Linked DNA regions of Homo sapiens: region 2 is linked to region 1. Evidence: chromatin contacts called from ENCODE Hi-C or POLR2A ChIA-PET data. All regions are on one chromosome and are shown on one strand. Each heading gives the region's core, a stretch centred on a gene start or an enhancer-like site at or near the end of the contact. The rest is flanking DNA. Distances are from core to core; before and after follow the strand shown. Region 1 has its middle 140 kb from the start of CT66. Region 2 overlaps AUTS2 (activator of transcription and developmental regulator AUTS2).

What was found. Hi-C counts contacts between places; a loop is a spot of excess contacts on that map. ChIA-PET counts read pairs that join two places held with the same protein, here RNA polymerase II (POLR2A). Pooled maps may share reads with other maps.
Region 2: a pooled map of heart left ventricle shows a loop between it and region 1 (2.6-fold over the local background). The contact joins two enhancer-like sites. A Hi-C loop is called at or near these places in 3 of 50 pooled maps. POLR2A ChIA-PET finds 5 or more read pairs at or near these places in 2 of 52 experiments (GM10248 and HEK293).

The regions. Positions count from the first base shown.
Region 1 is chr7:69,455,789-69,462,149 of GRCh38, reverse strand. No RefSeq gene overlaps it. Among named protein-coding and RNA genes, the nearest start is that of CT66, 140 kb to the left of the region's middle. RefSeq lists an enhancer at 3,748-4,263. Within about 2 kb of position 4,105, at least 3 of the 41 ENCODE cell types and tissues checked have a DNase peak (open chromatin) inside an H3K27ac peak, as active enhancers do.
Region 2 is chr7:69,655,439-69,661,799 of GRCh38, reverse strand. All of the region lies in intron 1 of AUTS2 (activator of transcription and developmental regulator AUTS2), which reads right to left. Among named protein-coding and RNA genes, the nearest start is that of AUTS2, 60 kb to the right of the region's middle. Within about 2 kb of position 3,845, at least 6 of the 41 ENCODE cell types and tissues checked have a DNase peak (open chromatin) inside an H3K27ac peak, as active enhancers do.

The DNA.
Region 1 (6,361 bases), core at 2,856-5,355:
CCCTTCCCTCTCTGGATGGTGGTGTAGGCAGATCTGGTGTTTAGAGGAGCTGCAACCTTATTGTGATCACTAAGTCAAGGCAAGGAGTGTGGCAGAGATGCAGAATCACCCAGGAAGGACTTTTCTGCAGGTTTCTAGTTGGCTGAAACAACTAAATGTCTCTATTTTCTAAGGCAGCGGTCCCCAACCTTTCTGGCACCAGGGACCAGTTTTGTGGAAGATAATGTTTTCATGGACCAGGGGTGGGGGGAATGATTTCAGGATGATTCAAGTGCATTACATTAATTGTACACTTTATTTCTATTATTACATTGTAATAGATAATGACATAATTATACAACTCACCATAATGTAAATCAGTGAGAGCCCTGAGCTTGTTTTCCTGCAACTAGACAGTCCCATCTGGAGGTGATAAGAGACAGTGACAGATCATCAGGCATTAGATTCTCATAAGGAGTGTACAAACTAGATCCCTCGCATGCACAGTTCACAGTAGGGTTTACACACCTGTGAGACTCTAATGCTGCCACTGATCTGACAGGAGGTGGAGCTCAGGTGGTTATCCGAGTGATGGGGAGCAGCTGTGAATACAGATGAAGCTTTGCTCACCTGCCCACTGCTCGCCTCCTGCTGTGCAGCCTGGTTTTTGCAAGGACCACATGGACACAAAGAAGGGAACAACCAGTCCATGGCTCAGGGGTTGGGGACCCCTGGTCTGAGGCACTCTTGGCTCAATATTATTATTATTATTTTTGAGACAGAGTCTCACTCTGTTGCTCAGGCTGGAGTGCAGTGGCATGATCTCGGCTCATTGCAACCTCTGCTTCCCAGGTTCAAGTGATTCTCCTTCCTCAGCCTCCTGAGTATTTGGGATTACAGGCGCCCACCACCACGCCCAGCTAGGTTTTGTATTTTTTAGTAAGACGAGGTTTCACCATGTTGGCCAGGCTGGTCTCAAACTCTTGACCTCAAGTGATCCACCCACTTCAGCCTCCCAAAGTGCTGGGATTATAGGTGTGAGACACCATGCCCAGCTGGCCCCATATTCTTTATTTGCAGTTGAAGGTATTCTGTCTAATAGCCTTATTGTCCTCCCCTACCTATACACATGAGGGACCCGTCCTAGAGATTTTGTGTGGTAATGACGGCTCCAGGAAACTTCAGGCTTGAATTTCCCAGTGGTCTGGGCCCTGTGAGATATATGCATCTTTCTTAGGAGACAGGAGTTCTTGGAGAAAAGCTATCATGCTCCTTATCCATAGGGAATGAAGAACAAGCTAGCAGGGCTTGCTTCGTAATTGCAAGGCCAGGTACAAAATAAAAACCTGTTACCCCTTGTTTAAAATTGACAGGACCCCGTGTGATTGCACAGGTCACCGGTTCATGAAGCCAAACCTTCAAGAGAGAGATGGTTGTGGGTTCCTGCCTGCCAGCCAGAATCCAGCCACATGGGTCTACCCTGGTGATAAAGAGGTTTCAGTTGTCCTCCAAGTCTCACTGTGTTGTTTCCTACTCAGTTTCTTGGTAAGACTATTTCTTTGGAGCTTATGTTTTCTTGGCCTGGGTGTCTTAATTTTTTTTTTTTTTTTTTTTTTTTTTGAGACAGAGTTTCTCTGTTTCACCCAGGCTGGAGTGCAGTGGTGCGATCTCGGCTCACTGCAACCTCTACCCCCTGGGTTCATGCAATTCTCCTGCCTCAGCCTCCCGAGTAGCTGGGATTACAAGTATGTGCCACCACATCTGGCTAATTTTTTATGTTTTTGGTAAAGATGAGGTTTCATCATGTTGGCCAGGCTGGTCTTGAACTCCTGACCTCAAATGATTTGCCCACCTCGGCCTCCCAAAGTGCTTTTTTTTTTTTTTTTTTTTTTTTTTTGACAGAATTTCACTCTTTCGCCCAGGCTGGAGTGAAGTGGCACAATCTTGGCTCACTGCAACTTCTGCCCCCTGTGTTCAAGCGATTCTCCTGCCTCAGCCTCCTGAGTAGCTGGGATTATAGGTGCCCACAATGATGCCCGGCTAATTTTTGTTTTGTTTTTTTTTTTAGTAGAGACGGGGTTTCACCATGTTGGCCAGGCTGGTCTCGAATTCCTGACCTCAGGTGATCCACCTGCCTTGGACTCCCAAAGTGCTAGGATTACAGGTGTGAGCCACCGGGCCTGGCCAATTTTTTTTTTTTTTTTTTCCAGACAAAGTCTCTTTCTGTCACCCAGGCTGGAATGTAGTGGCAAAGTCATAGCTCACTGTAGTCTTGAACTCCTGGCCCAAAGCAATCCTCCTACCTCAACCTCCCAGATAGTTGGGACTATAGGCATGCACCACCATGCCTGGCTAAGTTTTAAATTTTTTTCTAGAGATGAGGTCTTGCTATGTTACCCAGTCTGGTCACAAACTCCTGGCCTTAAGCGATCCTCTGGCCTTGGTCTTCCAAAGTGCTGGGATTACAGGTGTGAGCCACTGCGCCTGGCCCTCTAATTTTGACATATTTGTTCAGGTATGTTTTTCCTCCAAACTTCTGCAGGAGAAAAGGAAACCAATTACCAAAGCTGCTTCTCTGCACCAGCCATTTTCACATGAATTATCTGTTTTATCATCGCAACAATCTTTAGAAGAGAGATGTTTTACATTTCTTCTCCATATATATATATACATATATATACACATATATATACATATATATACATATATATACACATATATATACATATATATACATATATATACATATATATACATATATACACATATATACACATATATACACATATATACACATATATATACATATATATACATATATATACATATATATACATATATACATACATATACATATATATACATATATATACATATATATACACATATATACATATATATACACATATATACACATATATACACATATATACATATATATACATATATATACATATATATACATATATACATATATACACATATATACATATATATACACATATATACATATATATACACATATATACATATATATACATATATATACACATATATACATATATATACATATATACATATATATACATATATATACATATATACATATATATACATATATATACATATATACATATATATACATATATATACATATATATACATATATATACACATATATATACACATATATAATATACATATATATACACATATATATACACATATATATACATATATATATACACACATATATATATATACACACACACACACACACACACATATATATATATACACATATATATATATATATATATATTTTTTTTTTTAGACAAAGCCTGGCTCTGTCACCCAGGCTGGAGTGCAGTGGCATGATCTTGTCTCACTGCAACCTCCGCCTCCTGGGTTCAAGTGATTCTCCTGTCTCAGCTTCCCAAGGAGCTGGGATTACAGGCATGCACCGCCACACCTGGCTATTTTTTTTTTACATTTTTAGTAGAGACGGGGTTTCACCATTTGGGCCAGGCTGGTCTTGAACTCCTGGCCTGGGATTACAGGTGTGAGCCACTGTGTCTGGCCATGTTTTATATTTCGGTATTACAGATGAGCAAACCAGGATTCAGAGGCATGAAGCGACCTGGGGTGTGGTTGGGATTTCAACTGGAGCGGATCCATTTCCAAAGTCTGGACTCTTTCTTCTGTATTGCATTGCATTTTTCCTCCCACTGCTGCCTCTTCCTACTCTGTAAAGCTCTAATGACACATTTTGTTTCCATGAGCAAGCCCCCTCCCTCCCAAGTGAAGTGGGAGCATTACGTCTTGTGCAGGTTTCTCTGTCCACGGCAGGGGATGTTTTAGCAATTACTTTACACTCTGTTTAATCCTACGGGAGTCATTACTGTTGGAGGGTAACAATAAAACAGGCTCGTTGGAATTTCCTGAAGGTAAGGCTCTCCTCTAAACAGTTTCATTGTGCTAAACAGTAATGGCAGAGGCTGTTCCTCTCCATGACCACTTTGATTGGCAGGGAAATCCAGACTACAGGCTGGAGCCCATAGTCTCTTCTTTTGTCATGGGGATTGGGCCACGTTCCAGGCACCATTCCAGGGCTAGAGCCAAAGCTGACGAATGTCTCTGATAATCACCTTCCCCCAACTTCCAGCCCAGCCCTTTGTATTCTGCAAATATTTCCTGAGTGTCCACTCTGATTGTGCTGCCCTGGGGTGAGATTTGAGACAAAGTCTCTGCTCTCGTAAGTTCCCTATCTAGTAAGAGATAAAGACAAGTTAATACAAATATGGCAGTTCAACAGTTAAAGTCTGTAGGAAAAGAGGAATGGATTACTTTTTTGCAGGGAATCCAAGAAGTTTTCCAGGAAGGATGATCTCTGAGTTGGGCTTTGAGAGATTAAGAACAATTTTCCAAGTCATGTGGGGGTGAGAGTAGGGGACATGTTTAAGCAGAGGAAACAGCACGTCCAAAAGCATGAAGCAGCATTGTGTCTGTAATAGTTAGCTATTACTGATAACAAATCCTCCCAAAACTCAAGGGCTTAAAATGATAATTATTTCTCATGAGTTTGCCTGTGGGTTGGTGGATTTAGTCTGGGCTTAGCTGGGGACTGGCTTTGTTCCATATGTCTCTCATCCTTTTCCTGCTACCAGATCACTAACAAGTCTGTTGTGGCATTGGCGGAGGTAAAAGCCAGGTAGAAACATGCACTGTTGGCCCGCTGCAGGGTGGCTCACGCCCGTAATTCTAGCACTTTGGGAGGCTGAGGCGGGTGGATTGCCTGAGCTCAGGAGTTCGAGGCCAGCCTGGGCAACATGGTGAAACCCCATCTCTACTAAAAATACTAAAAATTAGCCAGGTGTGGTGGTGTGTGCCTGTAATCCCAGCTACTCGGGAGGCTGAGGCATGAGAACCACTTGAACCCAGGAGGTGGAGTTGCAGTGAGCTGAGATCGTGCCACCACACTCCAGCCTGGGCAACAGAGCAAGATGCTGTCTCAAAAACAAACAAACAAAAAGTACTGTCATTTTGCCACATTCTCTTGGCCAAAGTAAGTCACATAGCTAAGCCTGGAGTCAAGAGTGGGGAAGAAGCCCTTCCCATGATAAAATAACACTGCAAAATTAAATGACTCATGGTATGGAATAGGGATGGGTAAAAATTTGGGGCCATTAATGCAATTTACCAAGGAAGAGTTTCTCAAAAGTGGCCTTATTGACATTTGGGGCTGGATTCTTCTTTTTTATGGGAGACTGTCCTGTGAACTATAGAATGTTTAGCAGCATCTTTGACCCCTACACCTGCTAGATGCTTGCAGCACCTCCACTAGTAGCAATCAAAAATATCTTCAGGGGAATATACATCATTTTACCATAAAGACACATGCATGCATATGTATGAATGGAGTGCTTCCTTCAGGGTGACTTTTGACATCATTGCAGCACTATTTGCAATAACAAACAAAGACATGGAATCCACCTAAATGCCCATCAGTGGCAGATTAGATAAAGAAAAAGTGTTAGGTCCACGTATACCGGAACACTATACAGCCATAAAAAGAATGAGATCATGTCCTTTGCAGGAACATGGATGGAGCTGGAGGCCATTATCCTTCGCAAACTAACACAGGAACACAAATACCGCACGTTCTCACTTATAAGTGGAAGCTAAATGATGCGAACACGTGGACACGAAGGGAACAACAGACACTGGGAACTACTTGAAGGTGGAGGATGGGAGGAGGGAGAAGAAAAAAATGTCTTCGGAGTCTCTCAATGTCCACTGGAGGGTGGAGTAATCGGGAAGGGGAGCAAAATGACCCCCACTGGAAACCACTGTATCAGGCTATGCTGAGAAAACTCAAAATATTCCAAAATCATTGGTGTGTAAGATGCAAAGTGAGGAAACTGAACAAGGTGAGGGAGGAAAGCTAAAAATGCAGCGCCTGAGGTAGGGAGGGGCTGTTTTTTAGAAGATCCCATATGTGGAATTAAGAGTTGAGATTTTTTTTTTCTTTTTTTCTTTTTTTTTTTTTTGAGATGGAGTCTCTCTCTGCTAGGCTGGAGTGCAGTGACACAATCTCGGCTCACTGCAACTTCCACCTCCCGAGTTCAAGTGATTCTCCTGCCTCAGCCTCCCGAGTAGCTGGGATTACAGGCACCCACTGCCATGCCCGGATAATTTTTGCATTTTTAATAGGGATGGGGTTTCACTATATTGGCCAGGCTGGTCTCGAACTCCTGACCTTGTGATCCGCCTGCCTCAGCCTCCTAAAGTGCTGGGATTACAGGTGTGAGCCACCACGCCCAGCCAAGATTTTTTTTTTCTCTCTAGTCAACTGCCAACTACTACATGGGTTCAGATTTGG
Region 2 (6,361 bases), core at 2,596-5,095, 200 kb before region 1:
ACAAATACACATGCAACACTGCAGCATGGTTTTTATCATTCCCAAGGATACTCTTGTTCATAATTCTGGAACATACAATCCTAACCTGTCTTACACTGTGGAACACTACCTCAGTGAAACCATGAGACCAAAACAACAAAAGTGTCCGTTTTTTTAAAAAGCACTTCTCTTTCCCTTGGTCATGGGCCTCAGACCTTAGAGATCAGAAAAAGAAAAGGATCACACCAATTACTGTCCCAGTTAAGCTTATACACAATGTATTTATAGAGGCAGGTCATACGACATAAGAAACAACCACCAACACCAGATGGTTTCAGTGCTAAATAGTGCCTGCATTTATAGGACCGAGAGAAGGCAATGATCACTGGAAACTACAGTAATTTTGCCCCACCTCCCCCAACCACCTTGGTCTATGAAATGGCAAACACTGTGGACAGGACAAACTTTCTACTTTCAAATTTTACCCTTTAAGATTTTTCCCTTCTAACATTTATTGTCAACTTGATCCAATTAACTTTTCTTTAGAATTTTTACAACATTTTGGTAAAGCAGGTTCATCACCTTCAAGAAAATGTCTTCTCTGAATCTTTGTCCCTCACAAATCAATCTATCCAGGTTCCAGTCTTTACTCCTCTCTAGTCCTCTCAAATTTTTTAGAGATCAGGAAGATTCCCTGAATGTACAGAACTCTCTCCAGATCTAGTAGTGTTACCTCTGAAGAGGGGCAAAAGACTTGCCGCCAATGTCATAATTCCTGAGTTGCTTCTTGTTTAGCTGCTTTGATTGTCAGCGTTCCCACTTCCCAATGACATGGTGAAGCCAACAGTAGCTTTCAACATACCCTGTGCAACTAAGGTTAAAAAGTGAAAACGCACTATTCCTCTGTCGCCCAGGCTGAAGTGCAGTGGCGCGATCTCAGCTCACCGCAAGCTCCGCCTCCCGGGTTCATGCCATTCCCTGCCTAAGCCTCCCAAGTAGCTGGGACTATAGGTGCCCGCCACCACACCCAGCTAACTTCTTTTTGTATTTTTAGTAGAGACGGGTTTTCACTGTGTTAGCCAGGAAGGTCTTGATCTCCTGACCTCGTGATCTGCCCACCTCAGCCTCCCAAAGTGCTGGGATTACAGGCCACCATGCCTGGCCAAAATGCACTATTCCTTCTTTTGTTTTGCTTCATCATTAGTTTTACAACAGCCATGTCCAAATCAGCATCTTTTCCAGATCAACTTCTCACTAACACAGAACCACCTCCACTCAAAATAAGTAAGTTTTAAATTTGCCAACAGTTAGGATCTGCATCCAGAGAAATCAATAGTAACTACCTTCTGCCTCTTCCTAGAATTTCCCTTGTTTTGTTTTTCCTCTCCTGGAGGCTGTCACCATGAAGTCTAAAAAGGTTCAGAAGTGAACATATTAAAAATAAATAAATAAAAGTCTATACTGTCAAACATCAAAAATTGAAAAGAAAAGCGCCTGCAAAACTCAGTAGTATAAATGATGAAAGCTGCTATAAAAAGCCCCAGAAGCACCAACCACATAGGTACAAAAGGAAAACAGCAGGAAGGGAGAAAGCAGGTGGCCCAGGATGGAAAATCAGTATGAAAACACAGGCATCTTTCAATGCTGCCAAGAAGTCTTCCAACAAACCCAAAGAATGTGGAGCCTCTAAGCCTGGAATGCTGTTTCTCAGCTCTTCCTTTTTGATTCCCCTGGAGTGCCAGGGCAGAAGGATGGGGCACATACTACCAACGGCAAACCAAATGTAATTTTTCAGTAGGGTGGAGGTTCTAGTTTTTATCCTCTGAAGTCCCTCTAAAGTCTGTTATTAAGTAGCAAAATCAACTAGATATTGATCAAAAGGGTTAACAACTAAGGGCAGGGAAGCTAAGGGAACATGGGAAGCTAACAAATCAGATGTACAAAATAACAGGTTAGAAAGAGAAAGCAGGTAGCTGAGTCATAAAATGAGGAAGAGATTTATTCACACAAAATGGTGAAGTATGGCTTTAGGCTGGATTTATGCACCAAACGATGAAATCTCTGGGATGCAACCACTGAGGAAGTGGGATAGTAGAAACAACAGAAGGCCCCTGGAGTCAGCTAGATTTGGGTTTGAAACTTGGCTCTGGCTGCTAACTGTAAAACTTCGGGAAAGCCAATTAAACTAAGCCTCAGCCACAGCAAGATGCCATCTCAAAAAAAAAAAAAAAAAAAAACAACTAAGCCTCAGCTTTCCCATCCATAAAATAGGAATATTATCCCTATCATGCAGAGCTGTTGTAAGTATCCATCCCCTGATGGATATCCAATTAGTAGGTATAGCGGCGTTTTGAAAAAAAAAAAAAAAATTGCTTCCCAAAGCCCTGAATGTCATCCCTTTAAATTATTTAATAAGAGAAAAACAGAAAAAAAAATTACACTCTCCTAAAAGATTCCACAGCAAACAATGAATATACGGACAAAATTTAACAAGGGTCTGACCTGAGATTCCTAGGAAAGCTTAGACCCTTGTTTCTCTGCTCTATGCATCTCCTAACCTTCTTTCCTTCTTCACAAATTCCTCTACTCCCTCAAACCCCAGCAGACCAAACAATAGTTCCAGTTAGTCATGTTCTACAAATTACTGATTTCTCACTTTCTTCCTGAATACTCCAATGCCCTCCAACTCCCCTGTTTACATTTGTGGCACTGGTCATTTTAAAGACACTGTCTCAAAACAAAAGCCAGATTTCAAGGTCACCAAACATCTGCCAGTTGCTGGTTTATTTTGTTTTACCTAAGTATCTTAAAAATAAACTTTACCTATATCTCATCTGTCCTCCTTGAAGCATATTCCTTAACAGTCAATGGAAGTGGATATGTGAATAGCAAAAGCATAATAATTTAATTCACTAAACAATTTCATAGTGGTTCTCAAAGGCCACATTGTTTACATTTGGTAATTGCTATCATTCTCTGCAGTATTTACTTTTTAAACCACATATTTATTATTTTTTTAAATGAATTTCCCTGGTAATGAACCAAAGAGCCTACAAAGATACTGATGTCTATAAGAAATAATGCATTATATAGTATCAGACAGTAGTTTGCTCATGAATATCTCCAGATTTGACTTCTCTTTCATCACAAAGAATGGCTTTAGCAAACAAAGAAAGAGATGAAGACATGAAGAGTCATGCCATTTCTTTACTGTGTGTCTTAGTCAGTTTAACCTCTCTGTGCCTCTTGGTGTCTCTGCATCCCATATAGTAGGTTCAGAACCTAGAAAAGTAATAAGGATTAACTCTTTATAAAGTTTCTCAGAAGAGAAATAGTATATAATTGTCTAGCTCTAATAAACGAACCACTACCTCTAAAACTTAAACCTAAGGTTACAAATGAATAACAAGAGAAATAGATTGGTCAGTCATTCATCTAACTTTCACTGAACACTTTTAGGATCAGAATAACTCTATTTGTAAACTCAGATTTATATTTGAAATAATTCAAACAATAAGCATTTACACTATATGCCTGCTATATAATAGGAAAGGGATCAACAAACTACTTCTGTGAAGTGCCAGATAGCAAATATTTTAGGCTATTCAGGCCATATGGTTTCTGCTGCAACTACTCAATTCTGCTGTTGTAGTGCAAAATGATGCCAAAGGCAATAACGTAAATGAATGAGCATGGCTGTATTCCAATAAAACTTTATTTATGAACACTGAAATTCAAATTCCACATAATTTTCACGTGGCATGAAATATATATCCTTTGATTTGTTTTCAATCATTTAAAAAGGCAAAAACTGTTCTTAGCTCATGACCGCATAAAAACAGGTAGTGGCCTGGTTTGGCCTGTGGACCAAACTTTGCCAATCCCTGTACCTGGCCCAGGTGCCAAGCATTTGAGCAACATCAAGAATAATTATACAATTTCCCTGCTTTTTAAGACAAAAGGGAAGGTAAACCAACAATTACAGAACAATGTGATAAATGCTAAGAAGAGAAGTATGCCCACTGTTACAGGAGCCAGAGATGGAGCAATTAAGGAAATTTCTCCTTAATTTCTAATGAGGTCTTGATATAAACAAACTAATGCAATTCTAGTTTGACTTTTCTATAATAAATTGTTAGAAGTTACCTTTATAAACAAAGTTTGACTTTAAAAAAAAAATCCTTCACCACCCACATCTGCTCAGGCTTTATCAGAACGCACCTGGGTGTGTTCTGAAACATCCTTTTTAATTATCATTCCAGGCCAGGACCTCCGGCAAAATCCATTCTCCACTGATCTGCCAGGAAGCAAGCACAACCCAGGTGGTAGCTGACTGCGACTCTTAAGGGCAAGTCCACAGGTCTCACCTGTTTATTTCGCCCTAGTGCTTTAGCTGCCATAGGTAATAATTTTCAAGTACTCTGGGATAGGAAAAAAATCAAACAGGTTTTTTCCCCTAAGTGAAAGGTCAATGGAATATCAGCTTGGCCAGAGTCTCAAATATTTGCCTGCACCTCGCTGGTTCTGCCTAATCAAATCAGGTTTATTAGAGGGTCACCTCTAATCAGCACTAGGTTTTATCTGCATTTGGAGATGCTTAGGCAGATTTATCTTAACTACCTCAGAACAAACTAAGCTTGGGTCTTGAGACTTAATTGTCACAACTGTCTGCCCGGATGTTTTGTTCTGAGGGGAAAGCTGAAGGAGCCGGGAGCCAAGCTGACATCATCAGCTGTGTATTTAATTAAAGCAAGATGAACGGCAGGCAGCCTGGGAAGGACAGTGGGTCAGTCTTCCTGTCCCGATCCAGAAAGGCTGCACGACTCATGGAAATCTAACAGACTTAGATCCTCCCATTCATCTGGCAAAAGGACTATCTTTCCTGAAGTCCAGGAAGGTGAACACCAGTGTGAGCCTTTGACTTCTCCATGAGCCCTGAATGTCACATGAAAGGAGAATCAGCAACTATCACCTCCTAAAAGCCAACAGGACACAGACCCTTTAAAATAAAATAAAATCCAAAATAACTACATATGCCCACAGAAGCCACATGTTGGGCTTGTGATCCAACATCAAATTCACATATTCAAGCAAGTTCTGCCACTTGAAAATACAGAGAGAATAAACTGAACCCAAGATCTGGGTGGTTCTTTTCTTGGTCATTTTCCTCTCCCAGAAGCCAGTCTCTTCAATGTCAGGGAGGAGCAAGGCTACATCTCATTCAGCTTTTTATTCCCATGCTATGTTGGGTGATTAAATCAAAAAACAGGATACATTATCTGGCCAACATGCCCTATGTTCTTTTTTGTAAAATAAAAGGAATGATAGATAAAACCCAATAGTCTGAAAGAGAAAAAAAAAGTAAGCAAATTAAACAATTTTGAAATGTGAGCAAAATTAGCAAATCTTCTATTTGTATCAAGTTTTTCCCCAACAGAGAGACTGTTAACCTAGCACTCCAAGGAGCATCAGGAACCTGAGCCTCTGTGGTAATACCACTCGAGAATTCACTTCACTCTGGTGGCAAGCTTATATTTCCCAAGAGGCCTTTCCAGGAGATCTAGGGGTCAGCTGCGTCAAGATTCCTAATGGCTGTGAAATGAAGCTATGTCACTGTTGTGGTCACCACACACTGGGGAAGGGGCAGAGGGGCCATTTGCCAACAGGCCCCAAGAAAATTATTAAATAATCCCATCTGCCAAGATAGCTGGAGGCAGGGAAATGAGATCCAGAAGAGAAAGGGGACATACAGTGAAAAGAAGAAATTTGTCCTGCCACCACCTCATCACTATCTTAATTTTCAATTCTTGACAACGATGAGCATATGACATCAGCAGCATTGCTAAGGCTTTGCCTGGGATATAAGGTTTCTGTCCCCATGCCTCTTCTCCTCTGCCCCATACAACTTGTGGGCCTAGCAGGGCTGACTGCAATAGTACAACAGCCCAGAGGGTGACTGAAACATTGAAATTGTTCCCGAAAGGCTAGTAACAAGCTACTGCCCAGGACCCTTCTCCTAAACAGGTCCCCAGGAAGGCACGGCCCTCCCCTGAGACACTCCCCCAACTTCCTGACCCAGTAGGGAGCCTTCATATATTCTCAATATCACATCTCAAGCCAACTATCCCACCACTAGACAGAGAAGCTCATCTCTGGGTGGGGCCAAGAGGGGACTCCACTTCCCTTCCCCCAAATTACCCTTCCCACACCCTCAGTGTTTCTCAAACTTTAAAGTCCATCAGAATCACCTGGAGGACTTGTAAAAACAAATTACTGTGCCCCGCACTGCCAGAATTTCTGGTTCAGTAGGTCTGGGGTGGGCCCCACCAATCTGCAATTCTAACCGTTCCCAGATGACGCTGACACTTCTGGACTGGGGACC